Linked DNA regions of Homo sapiens: all the other regions are linked to region 3. A link is a contact called in ENCODE Hi-C or POLR2A ChIA-PET data. All regions are on one chromosome and are shown on one strand. Each heading gives the region's core, a stretch centred on a gene start or an enhancer-like site at or near the end of the contact. The rest is flanking DNA. Distances are from core to core; before and after follow the strand shown.

Evidence for each region. A loop is a pair of places that touch in the nucleus more often than their neighbours do. ChIA-PET counts read pairs that join two places held with the same protein, here RNA polymerase II (POLR2A). Pooled maps may share reads with other maps.
Region 1: a loop to region 3 is called in a map with no recorded cell type, with 7 times the contacts of the local background. The contact joins two enhancer-like sites. A Hi-C loop is called at or near these places in 1 of 37 single-sample maps with no recorded cell type and 4 of 50 pooled maps. POLR2A ChIA-PET finds 5 or more read pairs at or near these places in 1 of 52 experiments (MCF 10A).
Region 2: a loop to region 3 is called in a pooled map, with 8 times the contacts of the local background. The contact joins the promoter of DSCR8 here to the enhancer-like site in region 3. A Hi-C loop is called at or near these places in 1 of 37 single-sample maps with no recorded cell type and 9 of 50 pooled maps.

The regions. Positions count from the first base shown.
Region 1 is chr21:37,709,444-37,712,778 of GRCh38, reverse strand. The region is part of intron 3 of KCNJ6 (potassium inwardly rectifying channel subfamily J member 6); the gene reads left to right. It overlaps KCNJ6-AS1 (KCNJ6 antisense RNA 1), which reads right to left. Exons shown (of 8, transcript NR_183540.1): 3 at 2,336-2,465. Among named protein-coding and RNA genes, the nearest start is that of KCNJ6-AS1, 190 kb to the right of the region's middle. RefSeq lists a silencer at 397-446. Within about 2 kb of position 1,683, at least 4 of the 41 ENCODE cell types and tissues checked have a DNase peak (open chromatin) inside an H3K27ac peak, as active enhancers do.
Region 2 is chr21:38,119,090-38,122,702 of GRCh38, reverse strand. It overlaps DSCR8 (Down syndrome critical region 8), which reads right to left and starts at 1,252. Exons shown (of 3, transcript NR_026842.1): 1 at 1,102-1,252; 2 at 292-391. It overlaps DSCR4 (Down syndrome critical region 4), which reads left to right and starts at 1,343. Exons shown (of 3, transcript NR_147130.1): 1 at 1,343-1,575; 2 at 2,295-2,396.
Region 3 is chr21:37,167,543-37,170,755 of GRCh38, reverse strand. It overlaps TTC3 (tetratricopeptide repeat domain 3), which reads right to left. Exons shown (of 46, transcript NM_001330683.2): 34 at 3,136-3,201. Among named protein-coding and RNA genes, the nearest start is that of TTC3-AS1, 25 kb to the left of the region's middle. Within about 2 kb of position 1,840, at least 2 of the 41 ENCODE cell types and tissues checked have a DNase peak (open chromatin) inside an H3K27ac peak, as active enhancers do.

The DNA of each region.
Region 1 (3,335 bases), core at 434-2,933, 540 kb before region 3:
AGGGAAGGCAGGGGAGGAGGAAGGGGAGGAAGGAGAGGAGGAGAAGGGGAGGAAGGAGGGAAGAGAAAGGGAGGAAGGAGAGGAGGAGAAGGGGAGGAAGGAGGGAAGAGAAAGGGAGGAAGGAGAGGAGGAGAAGGGGAGGAGGGAGGGAAGAGGAGGGAGAGAGGAGGAGGGGAGGAGGGAGGGAAGAGAAAGGGAGGAAGAAGAGGAGGAGAAGGGGAGGAGGGAGGGAGGAGGAGGGAGGGAAGAGAAAGGGAGGAAGGAGAGGAGGAGAAGGGGAGGAGGGAGGGAAGAGAAAGGGAGGAGGGAGAGAGGAGGAGGGGAGGCTGGGGAGGAGGGAGGAAAGAGAAATAATTCAAACAGGGAGCTGTCACTTTCCTACAGACCAGAAACTTCCCCAACCTCAGCTGAGCACAGGGACTCTGGATCCCCCTAGCGGCCACAGAGCTACAGCCTCTGACACTATGAACTGACCACTCAGGATGCAGTTTTTCTTTTCCCTTTTCACCATAAATTCCCCCAAGAGGACATGAGAGAGGGCAGTGTCTCCAAGCTCAAGAAGCAAAAACCACTGGAGACGTACCCTCTGGTTACTGATGCTAGTCTGAGCTTTAAATTGTGGGAGTTAAGCTTTGTGTTCCCTCAAACCAGAGCCCAATCTCTGTAAAATAAATGAATCTGGAATAAGCAAATTATCTTTGTGATGTCCCTGAGTCAGAATTCTCCCTGGGGCAGGCCCTGGCTTTCTGATGACAGCTGGTAATGAGTGAGCCTTTCCAAAGGGAGGAATATGGTTTTCTTGGTAATTAACAGTGATACTTGCCTCTGAGCACCCTATGGCCTTTCTACAGCTTTCATAGAGAAATCTGAGTAATTACCAGCAAAATCAATCCAAACGCTCACCCCATCCCTGGGAAAAGGCAACTGCTACTCATTTTCTTTTAAAAAATAGTCTTCTAATTTCTAGACTTGGGGGGGGGGTTCTAGAAAGTTCTGGAGGTGTCTGGAAACTGGAAGTGTCTTGGTCTTTTCCTCAGGGGAATCATACAACTCAGTACCCCCAGCACAGCTGCTCTCTTACGCTTCAGCAGGATACTGTTTCTTTGTGAATGAAAAGCTCAATTAGGATTTATGGGCATTAAACAGGCCCTTAGGGGAGAAAAATGCTTCAATCTCTCAAAACCACAGGAAAAAAAAATGTGGACCAAATGCACACTCGAGGAAAACAAATTCACAGGGATCTAATTATTCATTGTAGTGCTGGACTGGAAATCAGGAGCCGTGATAATAGCAAGCTGACACAAAACAGCTTCCCCTGCGCTCATCACTTCTTTCAACAATGTCGCAGTTGACCTTAACCTGCTGTGCTCAGTGGTCTCCACGAGCAGGCCTCTTCCAGGGAGGAGGGAAGGCCCACATGGCCACCTTCACGCGGTGCCCTCTTCCCTGTTAGGAAGCAGGCATCCTGGGCACAGGATGATCCCAGCGTGGTGTTTTCCGGAGACCGGAGTTGTCCCACAGGAGGCCACCTGGGTCCTTCCGTCTGCTGGGAGCTCAGGCCCGGTGCAGGCGAGTGGTGCTCTGTGGATGCACTGCCTTCCAATGCCAGCCGCATTGCAGGGTCAGGTTCCATTTTTAGAAAACGAAAGTGGGCTCCTTGAAGGCTGGAAGCGAGCCCCCCTTTCATGGCCTTGAAGGGACTGCACAAAAGACAGACCCATGCCCACGCAGAACAGCCCCGAGTCCTTTGTGAATGGCTTTGGCCTGGTCCCGCCTGAAGTCAGGAGGGACATGCCAGGCGACCTTTCAAGAACCTTCCAGTCATGTGGTTCTATTTTTGAAAATGAATCAAACCCTGGAAAATTCTGACACCAGCCACTCAGACATCTAGGAGTTGGCTGTGTCTCATCTGCAGATATATTTTTAAAGGGGGCCGTTTATGTTCCTGACACATGGGCGATTTTGAGATAGTGGTGTTTACAGAAGGTTTCATAGCTACGTAAACAAACGTGCTCAGCAGCTGTGGCCCATGTGTGTTAAAATAGTAAAGCATTCATATAGACTGTTATTTATAGAGGGCAAATGGGCCTCGAGGCAAGATGACAGCCACGCAGCGCTGGGCTTGCTGCCAGTCAGCCCCCACTACGGCCTTGCTGATTGACGAACTTCCACATTTACCCCCAGCGATTATACAACTGCGACAGGCAGCACTTGCCCACTCCTCGGCAAATGTGCTGGCAAGGATGAGTCCCCGTTAAGCCTTTTGGTTATTTTACACTTCTTTTGATGGAACCTATCAGACTTACACAAAAACAGACCCAGTAGTATCACTAACCTCTGTGTCCCCGTCATTCTGCTCCAGTGATTATCAATTCAGGGTCAAACTTGCTTCCTCTGTATCCCCACTCATTGGCTGCCCACCAGAATCACATCATCCTCATCTGCAAATATTTCGGTATGTGCCCCTAAAAGATAAGGATTCTTTTAAAAACATAGCTATCATACCATTATGACACCTAAAATAATGACCAATAAATTAAGATCCAACATCTACCAAGTGTTCAAACTTCCAATCGTCTCTTACATGTCACTGTTTTTTATATTTACAATCAGCTTGTTTGAATCAGGATACAAATAAGGTTAACACATGGTGATTGGTTGAGATATCTTGTAAGCCTCTTAATCTATGACTTCTTCTTCCATCTGTTTTTTTTTCCAATAAGTTTTTCTTAAAGAAGATAACTTCTGAAAGATTTAAATACTGCATAGAACACTGGGGAGAGTGGAGGATGAAACACACCAGAGAACACTTTATAGACAAGGAGGCAAGGCCAATTAATCGGAAGTTGCCATCTGGGAGTTAACAAGGAGGACAGCCAGTGTTCACTGGAAATAGGTGAAGGCAACCCATCACCCATCCTTCACCACAGAAAAGCTCAGTTCTGTCACTAGTATAGTTATTCCCAGGCAGAGAATTTTAGTCACATAAATCACACCACAGATCATAAAATTTTTGAGTTGGAGGGAATCTTTGCCCATTTCACAGATGAAGAAATGGAACCTCAACAAGACCCGTGACTTGGCTAAGGTCAAATAGCCACTAGCAGGGCAGGACCTTGAAAGCCACAGCCACCAATGGTGTTGTCGGGCACTCTGTGTTCAGTGCCCTTTGCACCATGAGTGCTGCTGATTCATGATGATTCGGCAGAGAAATGCACCCAGAAAAGACACCTGATATTTCTTTTCTTTTCTTTTCTTTTTTTTGAGACAGGGTTTTGCTCTCGTTGCCCAGGCTGGAGTGCAGTGGCGTGATCTTGGCTCACTGCAACCTCCGC
Region 2 (3,613 bases), core at 3-2,502, 950 kb before region 3:
GCTTACACAAAATATTTCATGGAAATTTTATTACCGTGCTCTTTTTTTTTTTTAATTTAACCATCATTATGTTGTGCATTCATCATCTGGAGTTTTTAGTTGTTTAGAATTCCCTGTTGGCAGCCAAATTCCTGTCTGGGAAAATGTATGAGCCAGCCTTCATTTTCCACGATGACTTTCCAAGGAACCATTACAATTAAGAGAATGTAAGTTACTCATCTCCAATAACTGTACATGAAGCAATATTCCGAGGATTTGTTAACTGTCTTTGACAGGAGATCATCTACTCACAGTAGGTGCTTAACAAATGCCATCTTGAATGAATGAAGACCCTTTCTCACAGTAACAAAGTTGGGTCCAGGCTCCTTCATTTTTGCTCAGCAAGATGAAGCTAAGGAAACAGGAAATAAGTCATCAACCAAATCATAGTAACAAATCGTTCTATTCCATTCTCCATAATTCACCCTTCAGTCCAGGGGAACACTAACAATTGCCCCTCCAGATACAAAGAAATTGCCTCCTCTGAAGACAGCTGCCTCACCTAAGGCCACATTTCCTTCCAGGTTGCCCCACTTCCAATGAGTCACTGATTGGCAATCCATAAAGGTCAGCTCTCTTGCCTCAACTCAGCATACCTCTGACAGATCGTCCCATCTTCCCGTCTCCCTTGAGGTTTGACTGGGGTTGCTGCTGACCCAGTGATATAGGAGTTAAGAAGAAAGTACTTAGGCAGATAGTGAAGGTATGGGAGTCCTCAGTAAGGTCTTCCTTTTAATGAAAAGCAGCCCCCAAATCATTTTCTTTTCTAACAAAAAGCAACCTGGAAAATCGAGCTGCAGACACAGACAAGCAAGCTGAAAGCTTGCACAGGCAAATACCGGCAGTTGTGCCAATAAAAATATACTACCTGGGGCCGGCGCTGTGGCTCACGCCTGTAATCCCAGCTACTCAGGAGGCTGAGGCAGGAGAATCGCCTGAACTTAGGAGGCGGAGGCTGTGGTGAGCCAAGATGGCGCCATTGCACTCCAGCCTGGGCAACAAGAGCGAAACTCCGACTCAAAAAGCGACAACAGCAGCAACAACAACAACAAAAAACACTACCTGGGATTAGGCATGTTCTAAATGGCAGCTCCATCTTCTCTTTTTGCCACCCATGTTTACAGAAACGAGTGGACAAGACGGCCCCTGCCAAGTGGGAAGCCTATTTGCATAACAAGATTAGGGTGGGGTGACCAGCCTTCCCTGCGCGCTACGTAAACGTCACCCCTGGTCGAACCAATCTCTGGGCTCCACGTAAATCAGACACCGCCTCCTCAAGCCTGCCCGTAAAACCTGCTGCCGTCAGTCACGGGCCAGCCTTTCCCTTAAGGATGTCTGAGAGCTGGTCTCCTCACTCTTTTCTTCCGCCTATTAAACTTTCCGCTTCTTAACTCACCCATGTGTGTCCATGTCGTTAATCATCTTGACGAGAGATGATGAACCCCGGATATTTACCCCAGACAGTGATGCCGCTTCACCAGCATTGCACTCTACTTCCCCGCTTCCTGATCCTGCCTCAGCTTCTCCTCTCCACAGGTATTGATCCCAAGAACAACCCGTAAGAAATGTCCTGCACGCTAATCTCCATCTCAGAGTCAGCTTCCCAGGGAATCCAGCAATTACGAAGCATTCAGCTTAATTTTGTTGATTGCTTTATGATTTTGTGTGTGTGTGTGTGTTTTAATGTTGAAATGTAACATATATTCAAAAGTGTGGATAAAGTCTCCATGACGATTAGTTTCCTGTGTCATCATGGGGGCCAGGCTTTAGTGCCTTTTTTTTTTTTTTTTTTTTTTTTTTTTTGTGGTGAGACAGAGTTTTGCTCTTGTCACCCAGACTGGAATGCAGTGGCGCGATCTCGGTTCACTACAACCTCCTGGGTTCAAGTGATTCTCCTGCTTCAGCCTCCCAAGTAGCTGGGATTACAGGTGCCCGCCACCAAGCCAGGCTAATTTTTGTATTTTTAGTACGGATGGGGTTTCACCATGTTGGCCAGGCTGGTCTTGAACTCCTGACCTCAAGTGATCTTCCTGCCTCGGCCTCCCAAAGTGCTGGGATTACAGGCGTGAGCCACTGCACCCGGCCTTTACTGCCCATTTATTTAATCAAACACTAATCTAGGTAGTGCTGCAAAGGTATTTTGTAGATGTAGTTAACATCTACAATCAGTTGGCTTTACATAAATCTTACTTTTCATACTGTGAATGGGCCTTATACAATCAGAAGCCTTAAGAGCAAAAACTGAATTTTCCTAGAGAAGAAAAAATTCTGCCTAAAGTCTGCAACATCGTTTCCTGCCTGAGTTTCAGCCTGCCAGCTTCTCCTACGGATTCTGGACTTGCCAGCCCCACAATCATGTAAGCCAATATGCTAAAATAAATTTCTTAATATAATTCTTAATGTATATATCCTTTTGATTCTGTTTTTCTGGAGAAATCTGGCTTATACAGGCTCTTAACATGATTGTTTATCTGTCAATTTTTATTTTATGGCTATGTTATTAGGTATAAACAAATTTACGATTATTTCATATTAAACCTGAAACGTTGATTATTCTGAAACGAGCCAGTCTTTGCTTTGGTTTTGTAACTTTTGCTTTGCATAGTAGTTTTACCATCCCTTACTTACTTTCAACCTGTCGATATCTTTATATTTAAAGTAAGCAGCTTGTTTAGCTTTGCTTGATATTATTACCTTCTCTGATGAGCTTTATATTTCAATTTCAATATTTAGTCTGTTTATATTTACTGTAATTCAAGGTTAAATCTACCATCTTACCATTGATTCCTATTTTCTCTGTTCTATGATTTTTTTTGTCCTTCCTTAAAGTTTTTGGGCTTATTTAAATTTTTCTAATTACATTTCTTCTTCTATTAGCTTGTTATTTATATGTTTTTTTAAAAAATTGGTGTTTTCTCTAATTGGTGCAACATGCATTCTTGACTTACTAAAGTGCTATCGGTGTGTGTTTTAAAGGCGCTACTGTAAATGTGTATACAAGTAATTTTTATCTAGATTTACCACATAGACATTCTTATGACTGCTCTTTGTTACTTCCTGAATTTCCATGCTTTGCTCTACTACATGTTATTTACCATAATAAATGCATAACATTTATTACCTATAGCTCTAAAGGCAAACAGGCAGTGCGGTTCCAGTTTTATAGATAAGGAAACCAAAGCTCAGGGAAATATAGTGAGAAAGAGTATAGCTTGATAGCTAAAAGCATAAACTCTGGAATCCAATTGAATATTCCGCTTACTGGCCGGGCAGGGTGGCTCACACCTGTAATCTCAGCACTTTGGGAGGCCGAGGCGGGCGGATCACGAGGTCAGGAAATCCAGATCATCCTGGCTAACACGGTGAAATCCCATCTCTACTAAAAATACAAAAAATTAGCCGGGAGTGGTGGCAGGTGCCTGTAGTTCCAGCTACTGGGGAGGCTGAGGCAGGAGAATGGCGTGAACCCGGGAGGCAGATCTTGCAGTGAGCCGAGATCGGGCCACTGCACCCCAGCCTGGGCAACAGAGCGAGACACCGTCTCAAAAAAAAAAACAAAAAAGAATATTCCGCT
Region 3 (3,213 bases), core at 591-3,090:
CATTAGCAAAAACTAAACACTATTTGTACAAATAGCAGCAGGAAACACAAGCTCTGACCTTCTTCCTACTTAACTAGACATTGATCTTGTCAAACATTCCATATCTAACTATAGAACTGCTTTTTAAATGACAGCATGATATTTCATTTTATAGGTATATCATAATTTAACTAGTCCGCTATTGATGGAGGTTTAGATTGTATTCAATTTTCTGCTGATTCAAATACAGACAAAACAAACATACAAATCCCCTTGGCTCACTGGTCTCTCTATACATATATGAGTGCAGATCGATTCCTAACTGCCTTCCCAGAAATTTCAGTTTCACTATCTTTCAAAATGTGAATGATTGCTTTTCCTATTTCAAGTGGGGTGGGCATCTGTTTATATGTTTAAAAATCATCTGTATTTCTTTCATTGTGAATTGTCTATTCACATCCATTCTCATCTTTGTGACAGATTGTTGATCTTTTCCTTACTGATTTATAGAAACTTTGTTGTTAAGGAAATTAGTTCTCTATCTGTTTCACACTGCACATAATTTTCCTTGTTTCTCTCCTGTGTTTTGATATGTGTATGTGTATGTATTTGTTGTCATACATATGCTATGCATATAGGATATACACATTACATGCATGTGTATATGAATATAAACATTCTTTTTTCCCATGCTGTTTACTGATCTTACAAAAAATTTTTCCCGTTTTTTTCCTGGATACTTTTATAGGTCCATTTTTTATGCTAAAATCTTTAATCTGCCTGGAACTTATTTTGGTATAAGGAATGAGGTAGGGACCAAGATTGATTTTTTCTAGATGGCAATCCATTTCTCCTATGTATTTAATAATCCAGTTTTTGCTCACTGATAATTTGCCATCTTCGGTTTTGTTTTTTGTTTTTTTTTTTTTGAGACAGAGTCTCGCACTGTCGCCCGGGCTAGAGTGCAGTGGCGCAATCTTGGCTCACTGCAACCTGTGCCTCCTGGGTTCAAGCGATTCTCCTGCCTCAGCCTCCCAAGTAGCTGGGGTTACAGGTGTCCACCACCACGGCCAGCTAATTTTTTTTAATTTTAGTAGAGATGGGGTTTACTATGTTGGCCAGCTGGTCTCAAACTCCTAACCTCGTGATCCACCCACCTCAGCCTCCCAAAGTGCTGGGATTACAGGCATGAGCCACCACACCCAGCCAATCTACCATCTTGATTGACTGACTGAGATGGAGTCTCACTCTGTCGCCCAGGCTGGAGTACACTGGCGTGATCTTGGCTCACTGCAACCTCCGCCTCCCAGGTTCAAGCAATTCTCCTACCTCAGCCTCCCAAGTAGCTGGGATTACAGGTAAGCTACCACACCTGGCTAATTTTTGTATTTTTAGTAGAGACGGGGTTTCAACATGTTGGCCAGGCACTCTCATATTAATGGTCTATGTATGTGGTAATATAGATAGATTTATATTGTGTTTTGATATTTAGTTGCACAACTCCTTTTCTTAGTTTCTCTTCCATACCCATTCTTGATGTTCATTTTTACATATGAAGTTTAAAATCAATTTGTCTAGTTTCAAATTAATCCTGTGCAGTAACCAGGCCTCTTGTTAGTCACAGCCTTGTATAGACCTCTCCTACCATGTATCAGGGTTGGTGGATTGATCTATGTGACCAAGAGAATGCGCAGAAGTGATAATTTGTGACTTCCTAAAGCACTGCCGCTTCTGCCTGGTATCACACACTCTGGGAAAAGCCAGCCCCATGAGGTCAAGCAGGGCTAGGTGGAGGTCCACAAGGCAAGGAACTGAAGCTTCCTGACAACTGCCAACATCCGCTTGCCAGCCATGTGAGTGAGCTATCTTGGAAGTAGAACCTCTGGGCCCAGTTACTCCCGCAGATGACCAAGCCCTGGTCAACATCTTGGCTAGCTACATGAGAATCTCCAGAAGCATCCAACTAAACTGCTCCTGAATGCCTGACTTAGCGAAATTGTGAGATTTCACAATTGTGAAATATTTTACTGTTTTAAGCCACTAGCTTTTGAGGTTGTTTGTTATATATACAGCAATATACATAACTAATTTGCCCTGTTCATGTATATACTGGGATTGTGTTAAATTTTAAAAAGCTTTAGGGAGAACCAATCTCATTATCATAATATGTGTTCTTATCCAAGTACATGAAATATCTTTTCATTTAAGGCTTCTATGTGTCTCTCCATAGCATTTAAAAATTTTTCTTTATATACATTTAAGTATTTTATCTCTTTTTTGGTATTGAAAATATTTTCTTTCAACATACTTTCTAACAGGTAATTGTTTATATATATTTTTATATACAAGTATAGGTTTATATAGGTTAGTGTAGGTTTTCAGTTGATCATTTTGGATTTTCCTGGTACACAGCCCTAGCCTCTGTAAATAATGATACTCACATCTCCTCTTTTCTATCTTCTTTCTTTCTCATATCTGCTTTCTCAGTTAATATACCCAGGATAACAATAAATATTAATGGTGATGTTTTACCATTAAGCAAGATGATGGCTTTTGGCTTAAAATATTAGCATGTTGAGAAATATTCATCAATTCCCATTTTCTTACTAGTTTTGGTCAAGACAGTGACCTGAATTTTATCCAATACCTTTACAGCAACTTTGAGTTGATAAGACAACTTTTCTCTTATGATGCATATTAACGAACTAAATTATATTAGTAGGTTTTCTAATTGAATCATTATTATAGTAGAGAAGGTCTTTATCTTTCTGTATTATTCGCATGAATAAGCTTACTTATAAATTATTATATGCTCATTATACCAGTTAAAACAATAAAGCTGGCCAGCCTGGATGACAGTGAGACCGTGTCTCAAAAATAATTAAAATAAAAATAAATAAAATTTTAAAAATAATAAAATAAAACAATAACGCTGTTATAATTTGAAATAAGTATGCTGGAAAAAAATTACCTTTTCCTTCCCTTCTCAAATTTCAACAATAAAAACAAAATCATTTTTTTGTTATGTTCTCAAGCTTATTCCATGATAACTTTGTGTGGAATAAGCTGACTCCAAAATAGTTCTAGTTCATCATTCCATCTAGATAAATTAATGAAAACTAAACCTTTAAACAGTTTAATGTAATTTTGACTCACTTGTCGTTCCTCAAAAGGATTATATGGCTCAGTATTGACTTCTTGGTGTATTATGTTCCAAGATACCTGTGGGCAAAA